5 separate regions of the Homo sapiens genome follow, and all the other regions are linked to region 4. The links are chromatin contacts, found by Hi-C or POLR2A ChIA-PET in ENCODE. All regions are on one chromosome and are shown on one strand. Each heading gives the region's core, a stretch centred on a gene start or an enhancer-like site at or near the end of the contact. The rest is flanking DNA. Distances are from core to core; before and after follow the strand shown. Region 1 holds the start of PREP (prolyl endopeptidase). Region 2 has its middle 51 kb from the start of PREP. Region 3 has its middle 41 kb from the start of LINC02836. Region 4 has its middle 78 kb from the start of PRDM1. Region 5 has its middle 82 kb from the start of PREP.

The links. A loop is a pair of places that touch in the nucleus more often than their neighbours do. ChIA-PET counts read pairs that join two places held with the same protein, here RNA polymerase II (POLR2A). Pooled maps may share reads with other maps.
Region 1: a loop to region 4 is called in a pooled map, with 3 times the contacts of the local background. The contact joins the promoter of PREP here to the enhancer-like site in region 4. A Hi-C loop is called at or near these places in 4 of 50 pooled maps.
Region 2: a loop to region 4 is called in a pooled map, with 2.9 times the contacts of the local background. The contact joins two enhancer-like sites. A Hi-C loop is called at or near these places in 12 of 37 single-sample maps with no recorded cell type and 7 of 50 pooled maps. POLR2A ChIA-PET finds 5 or more read pairs at or near these places in 2 of 52 experiments (GM12878 and activated T-cell).
Region 3: a loop to region 4 is called in a pooled map, with 3 times the contacts of the local background. The contact joins two enhancer-like sites. A Hi-C loop is called at or near these places in 4 of 37 single-sample maps with no recorded cell type and 9 of 50 pooled maps. POLR2A ChIA-PET finds 5 or more read pairs at or near these places in 1 of 52 experiments (MCF 10A).
Region 5: a map with no recorded cell type shows a loop between it and region 4 (18-fold over the local background). The contact joins two enhancer-like sites. A Hi-C loop is called at or near these places in 1 of 168 maps with a recorded cell type or tissue (GM12878), 23 of 37 single-sample maps with no recorded cell type and 10 of 50 pooled maps. POLR2A ChIA-PET finds 5 or more read pairs at or near these places in 1 of 52 experiments (GM12878).

The regions. Positions count from the first base shown.
Region 1 is chr6:105,401,814-105,404,513 of GRCh38, forward strand. It overlaps PREP (prolyl endopeptidase), which reads right to left and starts at 1,269. Exons shown (of 15, transcript NM_002726.5): 1 at 1,034-1,269. The coding sequence starts at 1,078. RefSeq lists a silencer at 977-1,546.
Region 2 is chr6:105,452,235-105,454,934 of GRCh38, forward strand. No RefSeq gene overlaps it. Among named protein-coding and RNA genes, the nearest start is that of PREP, 51 kb to the left of the region's middle. Within about 2 kb of position 1,282, at least 8 of the 41 ENCODE cell types and tissues checked have a DNase peak (open chromatin) inside an H3K27ac peak, as active enhancers do; they include GM12878, where a contact is called at or near this core.
Region 3 is chr6:105,589,782-105,592,481 of GRCh38, forward strand. No RefSeq gene overlaps it. Among named protein-coding and RNA genes, the nearest start is that of LINC02836, 41 kb to the right of the region's middle. RefSeq lists an enhancer at 1,265-1,314. Within about 2 kb of position 1,415, at least 3 of the 41 ENCODE cell types and tissues checked have a DNase peak (open chromatin) inside an H3K27ac peak, as active enhancers do.
Region 4 is chr6:106,163,203-106,165,902 of GRCh38, forward strand. No RefSeq gene overlaps it. Among named protein-coding and RNA genes, the nearest start is that of PRDM1, 78 kb to the left of the region's middle. RefSeq lists enhancers at 3-849, 311-390, 850-1,696, 1,121-1,220, 1,241-1,290 and 1 more. Within about 2 kb of position 1,374, at least 21 of the 41 ENCODE cell types and tissues checked have a DNase peak (open chromatin) inside an H3K27ac peak, as active enhancers do; they include GM12878, where a contact is called at or near this core.
Region 5 is chr6:105,483,483-105,486,269 of GRCh38, forward strand. No RefSeq gene overlaps it. Among named protein-coding and RNA genes, the nearest start is that of PREP, 82 kb to the left of the region's middle. Within about 2 kb of position 1,314, at least 3 of the 41 ENCODE cell types and tissues checked have a DNase peak (open chromatin) inside an H3K27ac peak, as active enhancers do.

The sequences.
Region 1 (2,700 bases), core at 19-2,518, 760 kb before region 4:
CCCAATGTAGCACGTGCTTTAAAGTAAACACTTTCTGGCATAAATTGGGAAAGTAAACAGAAAAACATTAAAACTGTATCACACAAATACATACTTATTCTGATTATATTTTAAGTAATCTGAGAAATGTAGCTATTAGTAAGAGAATCACGGCCACAACATGTGGATGCAATCCAGTTCCTAAGTCGTCAAATTCACGTTTACACAAAAAAGGTGTCTGCCCAGAATTCCGCCTACTGGATCTCAACAGTTACCTTGAGTTCATCTGCAGCTTAGGCAAATGGTGGTCAACTCCGCCACTAGACAAAACTTACTCATTCTGAAAAAGGTCAACCCCTCTCCCTTCTAAGACCTCCTCTCACCCTCTCTCAACTCCTTTTCTTGTTTAAGAAAACATGGATCAGCACGGCCACACTATGGGGTCACTGCTCCGCCTTCCCCATTTCTGTCCGGGTCTCTGGCATCCCCAGGGCCCAGTGCGCCTCATCCGACCTGGGACAGGGTAGGCGCTCAACACACCTTTTAAAATCGAACGAATATGCTTCAACTCTAAGGACTTTAAAGTGTAAGTTTTAAAAGTTTGTTTTCGTTTTTAAATGTGACATCACACACACACACACACACACACACACACAAACACACACACACACCCCAGCGGACACTTTCTCCTACCACCATATTTAAGCAAGAGGCTTCGCCAGTCAAAAAAGCAGTGACACCGTCTGTCTTCCCACTCCCTGAAGACACCCATTCTACCCGGGCGTCTGCCCTTGACCCCATTGATTCTAGGAAGCGGCCGGGCGGCGCTGCCCACAGGCTCCGCCGCCAGCACTAGCAGAGTGACCGCCCGCGGGACCCCAGCGCTGCAGAGGAGCCCCGCGCCCCCGGCCCAATTCTCCCAAACAAAGGCCGAGGGGGAGGGGAGGGACGCGGGGGTCGAAGGCCTACAGGAAGAGGAGCTGCGGGTGCCACGGGTCAGGCAGGCTGGGCACCTTTGCCCGGGAGCCCTCTGGGCGGAGGCAGAGATACTTACGGCGGTCTCGTCGCGGTACACGTCGGGGTACTGAAGGGACAGCATGGCCGGGGACAGGCAGGGGGCAGCGTGGAGGGGCGCGGGCTCCGGGAGCGGACCTGAGCTAGCCGGGCTGGCCGCGAGGCGCGGCTGGGGCGCAGGCAGCTGCGGGGCGGCCGGCGGCAGCGGGCGGCCGGCTCACGGCCAGAGCTAGCACAAACGGACTGGCGGCGCGGCGGCGAGGACGTGCAGAAAGCAGGAAGCCGCTGTCTGCGAGGCCGGGAGCCCCTCCCCGGCGGGCGGGCCCAGCGGCGGCGGCGGCGGCAAGAGGGAGCGGGCGGCACCGAGCGTGCGCTAAGGCCGGCGCACAGCTCCCTCTGCAGGATCGCCGGCCGCGCCCGCGCCGCCCGGGCGCACGGAGGAGCACGCCGGCTACGCGCTCGCCCACGCCCGGCCGCCCGCCCGTCCTCTGCGCCGGGGACAAGTCCTTCCACCGAGGCCGGGTCCCCGCGCCTTCCCTAGCGCCCTGCCTCTCTTTGGCCGCGCTCGCAGGACCGCCTGTAGGAGAGTGAAGCCCCAGGGTTTCCTTGCTGATGGAGTCCCCCACCTTCCCCAGCCTTCCTGTTCCCGGGCTGGTTACGGCGGCGAAGGGAGACCTTGCCTCTCCCCAGCCTTGGAAGCAGAGGGCTGGAGGTGGCCTTATGTCCACTGCCTGCGACTCTGGACTTGAAGGGAAGAAGTAATCGATCATGATGACCGTGAAAGAAACACGTCTCCCTTCATCCCAGGACCCCTGGTGGACACTGGGTGGTTTAGCATCCGGACTATGGAGATGCTTTGGAGGTGTTGGCAGGACTACGGTTGAGCCCTTATTTGATATTTACCGATTGAGAAAGAACCAAGATTAAGAGGCCTGGAACTCATCAGGGGTATTTTATTTATCCTGCCTTTTCCTCATTTCCTCTCCTGCTGTCATGCTTGTTTATTGAGCACCTACTGTTTATGGGAAGAAAAGATAATAGACAAGATACTTGACCTCAAACCCATGAAAATTTAATAGTTACATGTCATCATCCTCGGGCCAGCAGCGGTATGTGTTCTGGTCTTGCTTCCTGGACCACCCAGAAGAGACTTTATAGCCCCAGCCATCAGGGGTATAGTGTGTGCCCAGTGTGTTTTCTATCCCTGGCTTCCAAAAAGTCCTGGAAGAAAGAATAGGTGTGACCAGAAAGTCCTTCACCTCCGGAATCTAAGTGGATATGGTAACTATTATAAACTTGTGTCCTCCGTCTCTTTTGTGATATGGTCCCAATTCCATGCCTCACCCTTAGTTCACCATTTCTGTTCATAGTGATGTGTCATAATCATTTTCTGCATCTGATCCCAGATACCCCCTCCTGGGGCAATCTGAGAATCCTCAATTCTGGGAGAACTCACGCTATTGATAACAAACTTTGTGCAAACACGGGGGCATAGCCCACTACAGCCCAGAAGTCCCAATTCCAGTTCCCACCTCGTGCCTTCCCTGGCTGTCACCTGACGCAGGGACTGGCAGGCATTGTCTCCTCCTTCTGCCACTGTGAGGGATTTTTTAAAGAGCAACCCAGGAGCACTTGACCCAGCAGACCCCCTAATGATAATATTAATGCTTATGGAGTGTTTTTTTCAGTGTATCAGGAAACTATCTA
Region 2 (2,700 bases), core at 32-2,531, 710 kb before region 4:
AGAATATGGCCCTCTATTTGCACTCTTTCACCAATTCCTGGCAGTAAGTATGTAATCAATGGCTGCATGCTAAGCTATAGATGCGAAGAGCAAAAAAGAGAATAACTCGCCTTTCAGACGAGTTATTCCTGAGGGCTATTCATGTATACTTTTAGTCACTCTCTATTCCAACACTTAAAGAAAACCACTAGAGACTCTGGACCACTACTGTCTTGATGAAAAGATAGAGGAGTCATTGGTGAGGATAAATCACTGCATCGTCTTTAATTTATTATTACTGCTTTTCACAAAAGTAGCTGGTAATTAGACCCATCTCTGTACCCTGTTCCAAAAGAGGGCAGCATTGCCACTAGCACATTCCTTCAGCTGTAAATGGCCAAGACCCTCTGCTGGAGTAAGAGTCATCCATTACTTTGGCACCTCCAGGCCAGATTCTTGTGATACATTCTATGTATGGAAAAGCAAGGCTTTACCAGCAGCATCAGCTCATACATGACACTCACGCTTGGCTCTCTTTGCTACTTGGAGCCATTTTGATATTATTTGCAACGTGGAATGGTTAGTCTGAGCCACACATTGTTTTTAGTAATTCCATAATGTGGGTAAAAGTACGTGTGTGTGTATACGTGATAGTGAATAGCAAAAAGCAAATATCCTCCTCCCGCACCCCACCTGTGGTATTGATATTTCCACTATGCTGGTAGGAGTGCAGGGGAAAATACCATTTAGATGTTCCTGGGATTGATATTAAGAATTTTCAGGATACCCCCAAACAACCACTTCAAAAGATGTGCACTTGGGTTCTCTTGCTCATATGAGGTCAAACTAATTGGATTACTTAAACACAGATAATGCAGAAGAGGAAGTTTGGCGGCTCATGATCAATTAAAACAGTTTCCTTCTCAATTTTTGATTTGGTTTGGGTTTCCTTTGCTTTGGACCTTGGCATTAGAACACACATAGAAACTGTGTCTTTATAATTCCCCTCAGGCTTTTCCTAGAGGTAAGCACTCTAACTGGGGATGGAGATTTTGGTTAATTTCTTAATTGGCTGTGTCCTGGTAATGGTTTTTGCAGGATAAAAGCTCTATTTGTATCTCAGTCATTATGGACAGTGAGTCAACTCAGGACTTTAAATGAGGTTTATTATCTTCAGAGATTAAGGCAGTATTTTCTGAGCAGATTTAACAAAAATGATCTTGCCTAATTAAAAGGCTTCACTGGGTAGTGTTCGTCAGAGAGCCCGGCTGCTGGCTGTTATTTCCTGTGTCAAACTTCCTCTTACCCCTCAAGTTTGTACATGAGACAGTTAGAGGGGCCGTGTCTCAGCTCTGCCACCCACGTCTCAGCCCACTCGCACTCGATTGGACAGAATGTTAAAGAAAACTCAGAACATAAATCTGGGTGGGGAGAGCTAAGAACTCTACATTATGTTCTGTCTCGTTTCTTTTTTTATAGCTCATCATAACCTATGCCTATTTTTCCCTTTGAATCTTTCATAGATTCCAGTCATAGGCCAGATTCAAGACTCAACCCCAATTATTGGGTATAAGAGACACAATAGGTATTCAATAAACATCGGTTGAATTGAATTAAATGGGATTGAAATTGGCCCCACTAAGACATAGATCTCTTAGGGGTTGTTTGGCTGCAAAAACCAGAAATCTAGATGACTAGCTAAAGCTAAACAAGAAAATTTACTGTAAGGATACATGGATTTCTTTATGAGAAAATGCAAAAGGAAGTGGAAACTTACCAGGAATGAAAGAGAATGCTGTTTATAATTGTAAGTGCTCTCATTTCTGAAGAATCGTTCTATTCTTCTCCCTCTCTCTCTCTTTCTCTCTCCCCTTTAAACTTTCTTGACTTAGTGTGCATGAGAGAAAATGGCATTCCAAACCCCACATAAACTCCTCTTTCAAATGCTTAGTATTTGTCAGCTATAGCCATTCTGTTCTCAACACATGGGTACTGGCTTTCTTTCAAGCTTTGACAGACATCATTGTCAAGCAGAATTTTTTCCACTGAGCTTGGATACTGCTTCACATTCTTTTTAATTCAGAGCTCCAGACAGCCATGACTAGTTGTTGAAATGGCCATCTCTGTTCTAATTCCTCTGTCAATGGGTAGTCCTTTAAATATTTTAAGATAGCTCTGGGGTCTTCTGTGAATATATAATTCTAAGGCTAATATCTCTAATTTCTTGAGTTCTATAACATGGTTTTGAACCTACATTTAAGTTGCAACAAAACCTCATTTAACTCATAGAAATTCAGTAATATTTGTGTTGCACCAAACAACAACAACAACAGTGAGGGAAGAATCCCCTATTCCTTTCCTCCCATTTACACTTGTAGGAGAGGAAAAACCTTTCTCTAATCTCCTAGATTCTGTAGCTGAGCCTGTGAATCAAGCAGACAAAAGACATATTAACAGGAGAAAAGCATACAAATTTTATTTGATGTAAATATTTTTATGTGGCATGAGGGGCTTCATAGGAAAGAAGCGAAAACCCCAAACAAGCAGTTAGACTCAGGGGTTATATACCATTTTAACAAAGGGCAAAAAATTTGTGGAGAAATGATAGGACAAAGGAAGGGTGTCCAAAAAGGTCCTAGGGGCAGTAATTTGTGGGAAAGTGACTAGAAAATATATGAGAGAAACTAATGGAAGATAAGGGTTATTTCAGTAAGGTTTGTT
Region 3 (2,700 bases), core at 165-2,664, 570 kb before region 4:
AGGGTCAGCCTCCTAGGAGGCCGCCTATCTACACAAATGAGTTTCCCAAGAAAGTCTCATTTATTTTAGGTCTCTTCTGTGGAATAAAACAATTCCCTCTTTGATGGGATTATATTTGTGGGAGGGAAAGGAGCAGGAGAAAATTCAGTGTCAAGGGCAAAAGTCCACTAAGATGATTCACCTGGGAGATATTTTTTGGAAGGTCTGATACCCTTAGGAGCTAGAAATCAATATTCAAAGATCTCCCATTCCAATGTCATTTAGGCTGCAAGTATGCAGATTTCAGGGCCTGTAGGGGGAATTTATCCGGTAGTGGAATCCTAACACATCTTTTCACTTTGTGAAGCTTGTTCTATGGGTAAATTTCATACCGCCTTGACTTGTACGAGTACAGAATAGGGGAAAGAGCAGTGGAATAAAACCTCAACATCCCAGAAATAGTTTAATTACAGTTTCATTTAGAGGAGAAAAGGAACAGACACTTTTTTATTTTCTATTTTATTTTTCTTCATTCTTTGAGAAAGCATGTCATTCATTTGGTTTTGTCTACTTCAGTATTCAAAATTCCCCTCTGGCCAGTACTGGGAGGCTTCTCTTCCAAGGAGAGGGCTCTCCCACTTCCTGGGAACAGGCTTTGTGCGCAGAAGCCCTGGAGAGTTCAGCAGCTGGTGCTGGGAAAGTTGGGGATTCAGGAACCCTGGAGCATCAGCAGTAAGTTCAACAAATAAGGTGTACCAAGGGTTTAAAATGTGCTCACCTTCACTTCCAAGCATAAGAAGAGGAGGCATAGGCCGGGCATGGTGGCTTATGCCTGTAACCCCAGCACTTTGGGAGGCTGAGGCAGGCAGATCACCTGAGGTGCGGAATTCAAGACCAGCCTGGCCAAACATGGTGAAACCCCGTCTCTACTAGAAATACAAAAATTAGCCAAGCATGGGCACATGCCTGTAATCCCAGCTACTTGGGAGGTTGAGGCGGGAGAGTCGCTTGAACCCAGGAGGCGGAGGTTACGGTGAGCTGAGATCGTGCCACTGCACTCCAGCCTGGACAACAGAGTGAGACTCTGTCTCAAAAAAAATAAAATAAATAAATAAATAAATAGTGGAGGCATTAAAAAAGATTAGAATAAAGAGATGCTAGAAGAAGCTATCTCTTCTTTCCATTTTGTAGATGCCATCAACCTGTTCTTGAATTGCATTCTTTTTGTCTTTGGGTCATTTCTTTCTCCCTTTATCCCAGCATGAAAGGGAGAAAGGGTGGTGGGTTTTAAGAACTAAAGTTTCTTTTGTAGGTATCTCTAGTCTCCCTCCAGCCTTGTGAATCTCTCAGCAATCCTGAGATGCTACTTAGGACCCGCCCCCAATGCCCCCTTCTGAAGAATGGCCTGATTTATAGACACTCCCTAACATAGTCAGAGGCTATTAGCAACTCTTCAGTTGCCCCACCTTCTAGATTATCTGTCTGCAGTTGGGAAATTCCACTAGCCACTTCCTGAAAACAAACTTTCTACTCTTAAGTCTGTAGATGACAGCTATTGAGTGCCTGGACAACTTGTCTGCCCCATATGCAGTTGTAGAGAAACACCTGAGCCTTTTGGGCCAGCAAAATCCCTCATTCCTTCTCTGCCCTTACCTAGTCCCGGTCTGTTTCATGGATTTTTCAGCACTTCCCCTATCAACTTGGCTATTCCCTGTTATTTGTAAAAGCCAAGTTGATAATCCCTCAAATTTTGCCAGTAAATTGATGCAAAATAAAAAAGTGAATCATTATGGATATACAGTTCAAGTTTTGCTAATCTATCCACAGTATTTATGGAGTGACCAATGTGTCCAGGAAGGGCCTGGTAGAAGAGGTTTTTTGGAGGCTATAAAACAACAACAACAACCACCAACAGATTAGATGCCTGTTGCAAAATTCAAGACAATCAGGAATCAACTAATACAACATCTATATGGCATAAGAAGTCTTCAAAACACCTCATTAATATATTAACTCACCACAAGTCAGTTTATATTCCAGAGTATAGTTTAATCAAATATTGTTTTGATGTAGCTACACACATATCAAATTTAAAAAATATACATTATGACTTGGTATTCATTTATTTGCCACCAAAACTAAGCTCTTGAAAACTCGGTATACTAAATATGTGTATTTTAAAAAGATGTTGCTTCTCCATCACATTAATAGAAATAATTACACTTGAAGAGACATAAATTATATTAGTTTTTTATATTGATGTTTCCGAATCAGAAAAAAAGAGTAATTGAATTAAATCTAATGTAAGGGAACAGCCTTAAACTCTTGGACTGGGGGGTAAAACCAGCAGGCAGATCCAGAAGGAAGGTTTGCAGAGTGTTGCTCAGGCAAACAAGATACAAAGGAAAGAAAGTCCTGGATGTTGTTAGGTAGAGCAGGATATTAATACCTAAGAACATTAGGTCTGAGGAAAGAGTCTTTTTCAAACACAACTACCTTGGAGAAAATTTGAACTGCCATCTCTCAGTGATTCCTTTTAGGATAATTTCCTGTTTGCATGTTTACCATGTGCAATAAAGAAATAGTTCTGTTAGACTTATAAGAAAAGGGGCTACACAGCTGACTACTGAGACCTACCAGCCCTTCCTAGTCTTGAAACCAAACCTGGCCTGACTCAGAAAGAACTCAGTATTAAGGCATCCCTAAAACTCATCTGGCCAA
Region 4 (2,700 bases), core at 124-2,623:
AGGGAGAGAGAGAGAGTGCGTGTGTGTAAAAGAGGGCCAAACTCCCTTTTTATAACCAACCTACTCCTGCAGTAACGGCATTAATTCATTCACTCTGCCCTCATGGCCTGATCATCTCTCATCAGGCCCCACCCCCGAACTCTGTTACAATGGGGATTAATTTTCCAATACATGCTTTTTAGGGGACATAGTCAAACCATATCAGGGGGACTTTAACCACCTGCACTTGAAGAGAAAAGGAGAGGGCACTGAATTAGGTCTGTACTTCCTTTCTGAGACTTTAGAAGATATCAAGAGACCTGGCTCACTCCTTTCCTCCAGCAGCCTGTTCAGCGTGGCCCTTGAGCTTGACTCACAAACAGCAGTGGAAAATAAGCAAGGGGAAGAACGTGCCTGCAGAGCCCAAAGTCAGCCTGTAGAGCTCAGGCTGGCAATCACTTTCACTCTGCTGCAGCAAGCACCCCTGGGGCTGCTGCCCAAGGATCAACGCAGCAAACCAGCAGGAAGTGGAATAGTCAGCAGAAAGGGTCAAGGAAACCTATCCTTTGTCAGACAGGAGCTTTATTTCCACTCTGGTCCACAGCCTCAAAGGGCAGCTGCCTCACAGGGAGAGTATTTGACCAAATCCGGTTTGCACGTTTGAAATAAGAACTCCATTTATTGCTCTCTGAAACCGAGTGCTAGAAGGCCCCATTCCCAGCAGCCTTGACACCCCCCGTCCCCTCCTACTGTGACAGTCCAGGTTGTTCCAGCTGCCCTGGCTGATGTCTGGCCCTCCAGGATGGATATGTGTCCAAGAAATCCCAGACCCATCCTCCACTTGGACGATTTTGCAAACCTTCACATAAGAACAGATTGCACAAGCGGTATGTGTGAGGGCTGACGGAAGAAAAAGGGAAGAGCTCTTTCTGCTTATGACTGGGACGCTGTTATTCATCAAGCTCTGGTGTTTCAAGTGAGTTTTGTGGATGAGGAGGCCAAGTCATGTCAGCACTAGAAACCTCCCTGGCCTCAGTCATATGTGCTACCCCACCTCTTCCCCACAGCCCCTGCCATTCCTTTATGAGGACCCTCCCTGTTTCGTGCTTTCACAGAGTAAAGCTGCTGTGAGTGGTGCCTTGAGTCACACCCAGCTCACACTGCCCCACAGAATCTGACACGAGGTCTGGGGTGAACTCTGTGGCCCTGGCCTCCATCTTCTGCCCTGCCCTTGCTTCCTGAGGTGGGCAGGAAGCGGGACTCGCGATGAGGGCTAGGCCCCGGCTTCTGGCAGTGGGGGAGTTTCTATCCTGCCCAAGGGGTTAGGGGAAGGAATGTTGGTCACATGAAATCCAGGGGCGGCTATGTAATGTGGGAGACAGCAAGCATCATGTTCCCACACTGTAAGTCATGATGACACTGTTAAAAACGACGGGTGGGTGGGGGAAAGTGAAAGAAAAAGAATAAGGGGGAACAGAAACCAAAGTGAGGCATACAGAGGCATCAAGCAAGACTAACGGCCAAGGTACGAAGAGAGGCCAGGGGAAGGGGTGGCCTGGAAGGGAGTCAGGAAAAGGCAGACGAATCAGACTGGGTAGGAGGAAAGGAATCAGGCCAAGGAAAACATAATGAGATGTGAAGAGAAGACACGATCATTTGGGGAGATGGCAGGGAATCTGCCACCAAGTACATCAACACAGGGTGTTGAAGGCCGGGGCCAAGAACACCTTTGGGGCATCACCCCAGTACAGCATGGAGCAGCACCTGACTGTGAAATCTGTGTCTCTGCTTGCTGGAGGCCTAACTAAATTCAGATGGAAAGGGTCTGTGAGACTCTTAGAAGAATAGAAAGGGGGATGGAAGTAGAGGGAAAAGACCAGAGAGACCCATCTGTGCTTCACAGCTCTTCACGAGTTCATTCCCAAGCAGGCTTTGCCTGTGGTCTTGTGGGTGATGCAAAAAATTAAGAAAATAAATAAAAATTTTAAAATAGGATCTTTGGCTTTTGTTCTCATAACCTAGGAGAGGGAACAGGTGCACATACACAAAGCACCAAGCAGCAACAATTTTATTGAGACTGTTCAGAGGACACAGTAACAGAATACTGGTTGAATGAATAAATGAAGACCAAAGAAAGGAAATGCAGAAAGGCTTTCTTGACCATGTCATTTGTCATTTTAAAAAATGCAGGAATTGGTCAGACGCGGTGGCTGACACCTATAATCCCAGCACTTTGGGAGGCCAAGGCAGGTGTATCACCTGAGGTCAGGAGTTCCAGACCAGCCTGGCCAACATGGTGAAACCCAGTCCCTACAAAAAAATACAAAAATTAGCCAGGCATGGTGGTGGCCATCTGTAATCCCAGCTACTTGGGAGGCTGAAGCGGGAGAATCGCTTGAACCTGGGAGGTGGAGGTTGCAGTGAGTTGAGATCGTACCATTGCACTCCACCTTGGGCCACAAGCATGAAACTCCGTCTCAAAAAAAAAAAAAAAAAAAAAAGCAGGAATTAAACAGTGTTGGTCAAAATGGATGAAAAATTCAAAAATGGACCAAGAAGGTACAATACCCAGGCTTGACAATAGCATAGCACAGGTTCTGAATCAAAGCAGAGAGCAGGAGGCATAGCTGCCAATTCTAGTCTTCTGGGTGAGCTGAATCTGCCTAGACATGGTATTTAACACCTTAAAAAAAATTTACCCCCTAGGAATCATATTTAGTA
Region 5 (2,787 bases), core at 64-2,563, 680 kb before region 4:
TTTTTTTTTTCTATTTTCCACTGCTTAATCTATTAAGAAAAACTAACAAAAATGATTGCTGCTGCTTTTGGATCTTTGAGCGTAATTCATCTTGTTTGTTTAATGCACGGTGAAGAAAGCTGGTTAATGGAGGTTAATCAGCTTGGAACCTGCTCAAGGACAGCACGTTGAGGTTTGAGAAGGGTGCCCTATGCCATCACAGCAGTGCAAAATGCAACAAAAAACGTCTTGCAGCTCTCTGTTCAAAGAGTCATTGCATGATAAAAGAGAAGGCTACAGTCTGACTCATGATGTACTGAAATAATCTGATATCTCTGTTTGGCTTCTCTAAGAGCAGAATTTCATGGAGTCTGGGATCATTCTGAGGGGCATCCATTAAAATGTGAGTGTGAGTTTTGCTTTTTTTTTGGTCTGTGTGCAGATTTCTATACAGTTATATTCCTTATTCTTCTTTTGGGTTACAGGCCCCTTTGAGAATCTGATAAAAGCTATAAAATCCAGAAGAATGCACACACACAGAAGTTACACATCTTGTTAGGGAGCTCCACCAAGTCCCTGAAGCCTGTCTGTGAACCCCCTGTTGCACGTACAGACAAGACCTTGTCTGATTGATGAATTCATCTTGCATTTTTATAACCTTTCCAGGCTGCCTGCATTTTATTGGTGCTTTTTGGCAAGGGAGCCAAGACTCCTAAAAAAATCTACAAGCATGAGATTCCTTGAAATGGAGAGGTAACAAACAAAGAAAGGAACAAAGTTAAAAGCCCGAGAACCCCTAAGATTTCATTCCTTCAGGAAAATCTGTGTCATAAATCACTTCTCCAGGTGTCTATATTTGACTCTTAGTTGTTTGTGTGGGAGTCCTTCCCTTCACTTTGCTGCCTCCACCTGCTTTCTCCCTTCCTTCTCACCGACCCCAGCACAGGCACAGTGTTACCTGTTCTGTTCTGTTCTGCACCAGTGGGACAATGTTGCCAACTGCCTTCTCATCTAATTTGTGAAACCAGGTCTCTTTCCTCCAACATATACAATCTTGTGTCACAGGATATCTTCCTCTTTCTTTGGAAAAGATATCTTCAAGAAGATAAGTTCTGAACTCAATAAATATTTTCCTTTCTCAAACTAGTGATAGATATAGCCCATTGACTCATTTCAAATGCCAGAGATTGCACTTGTTTTCATCAGTACGAGTTTGCCCTTTATGCCTGTGAGGAGCTAAGTATAAGCCAGTTTCACACACCCCTCCCCTTTTAATTCAGCGCCTTGTCCATATCTCCACACCCCAAAATGAGCAGTGTCTGTACGATCTTACTGGCTCTTAACCTGAGGAAGAGAGACCTGTGGTCATCTCCTATTTAAATGTTTTCTCTTTAAGTGCAGTTTTCCAATATTCCACTAGTTGGGGCTCTATACAAAGGAAAGAAAAAGAAGGGGTTCCTGCAGAATTATTTACTAAGAAAACACAATATATGATACCGCTAAACTATTTTCTGAGGCCCTGGAAATAAGCGCGTTAATTTAATTTTTGTTCCTATATACCAACCATGAAGTTGTATTATATCGCTATATCAGACGTGCTTGCTTTGCTTACATTGGTTAGAGAAGTAAAACCAAGATTATCGCTTTTGATATGATTTGCAGGTAACCAGCTTACCCATTGCGTAGTTATTACAAAATATGAAATTATAAAGTGCGCAATGGAACATTTGCTACGCAAGTGGTAAGACCATCTTCTTTGTAAGATTTTTCTAGGACAGTCATCTTTTAAACCCTTGTTGTTTGATTGAAAGTCTTTCCAGTCTTGAGAATTTGATTTCTGTGTCAGCCTAGGACCAGAGTTTGGACAAGATGATCTAATATCGGTTCCCTCATGAACCGCTGGGAAACTGACTTGGTCCATGCTAACATTTGCTTCTCTCTCTCAGCTTTTACTTACTTTGTGTCAGGTTGAAAGATTACCTCGGACAGTCACAAATAATCCAAGTCTCCCAGTGCTTTGCTTACCCTTGCTTGTTGTAGGTTTGTTTATCCTGTCTTTCTCCACCTCCCCGGAGATCCTTTGGCAAATCTGATAAACAATTCCTTTTTCTTGCTCAAGGCAGAAAGTCCAATCGAATACAATGGGAGGCCAGACTTGGCTGAAATGCAGGCTGCAGGTGTTCTCAGCATTGTGGTCATCTAAACCAGATGCTGGGGGAGTTGAAGCACCTGCTTCCCTTCTCTGTGTACACTCCGGAGACTACCACTCCTGGGTAGGCTGGGCCAGAGAACCAGGCTGAAGTGAGCGACGTACATACTGCAGCATCCTTTTGACAGATAAAATGAGTTGCTCTAGAAACAATTTCTCAAAATTCCCCTTTAAGTCCTCAAACACATACAGGTTGATCTGCTATTCTCTCTCTCCCTTCCCTGATATGACACCACTATTCCTTCAACACACACACACACACATACACACACACACCTGACAACAGAGCCTGCTTCAAGCAGATACTCAGAGACTCAGAGGCAACTTTATTTTTCCCCGGATTATCTAGGAAGAAAAGACTGGCTGTGGACAAGATGGTGATGACTTTTATGGTTCCGATAACAATGAGACAGATGCCAAAAGGCTTGCATAGCCTCAAATTTTATGAACATTTCTATAGGTGTCATAAATCTCTGAACAATCCAGAGAGAACATTAAATCTTCTATCTTGAATGTTGAAGATTAATAAGAGTTCAGGGGAGAAATTGGTCCTGAGGCAAGGTGACTATGTTATAAGCAGCTGCAGAGGTTGGCTCTGG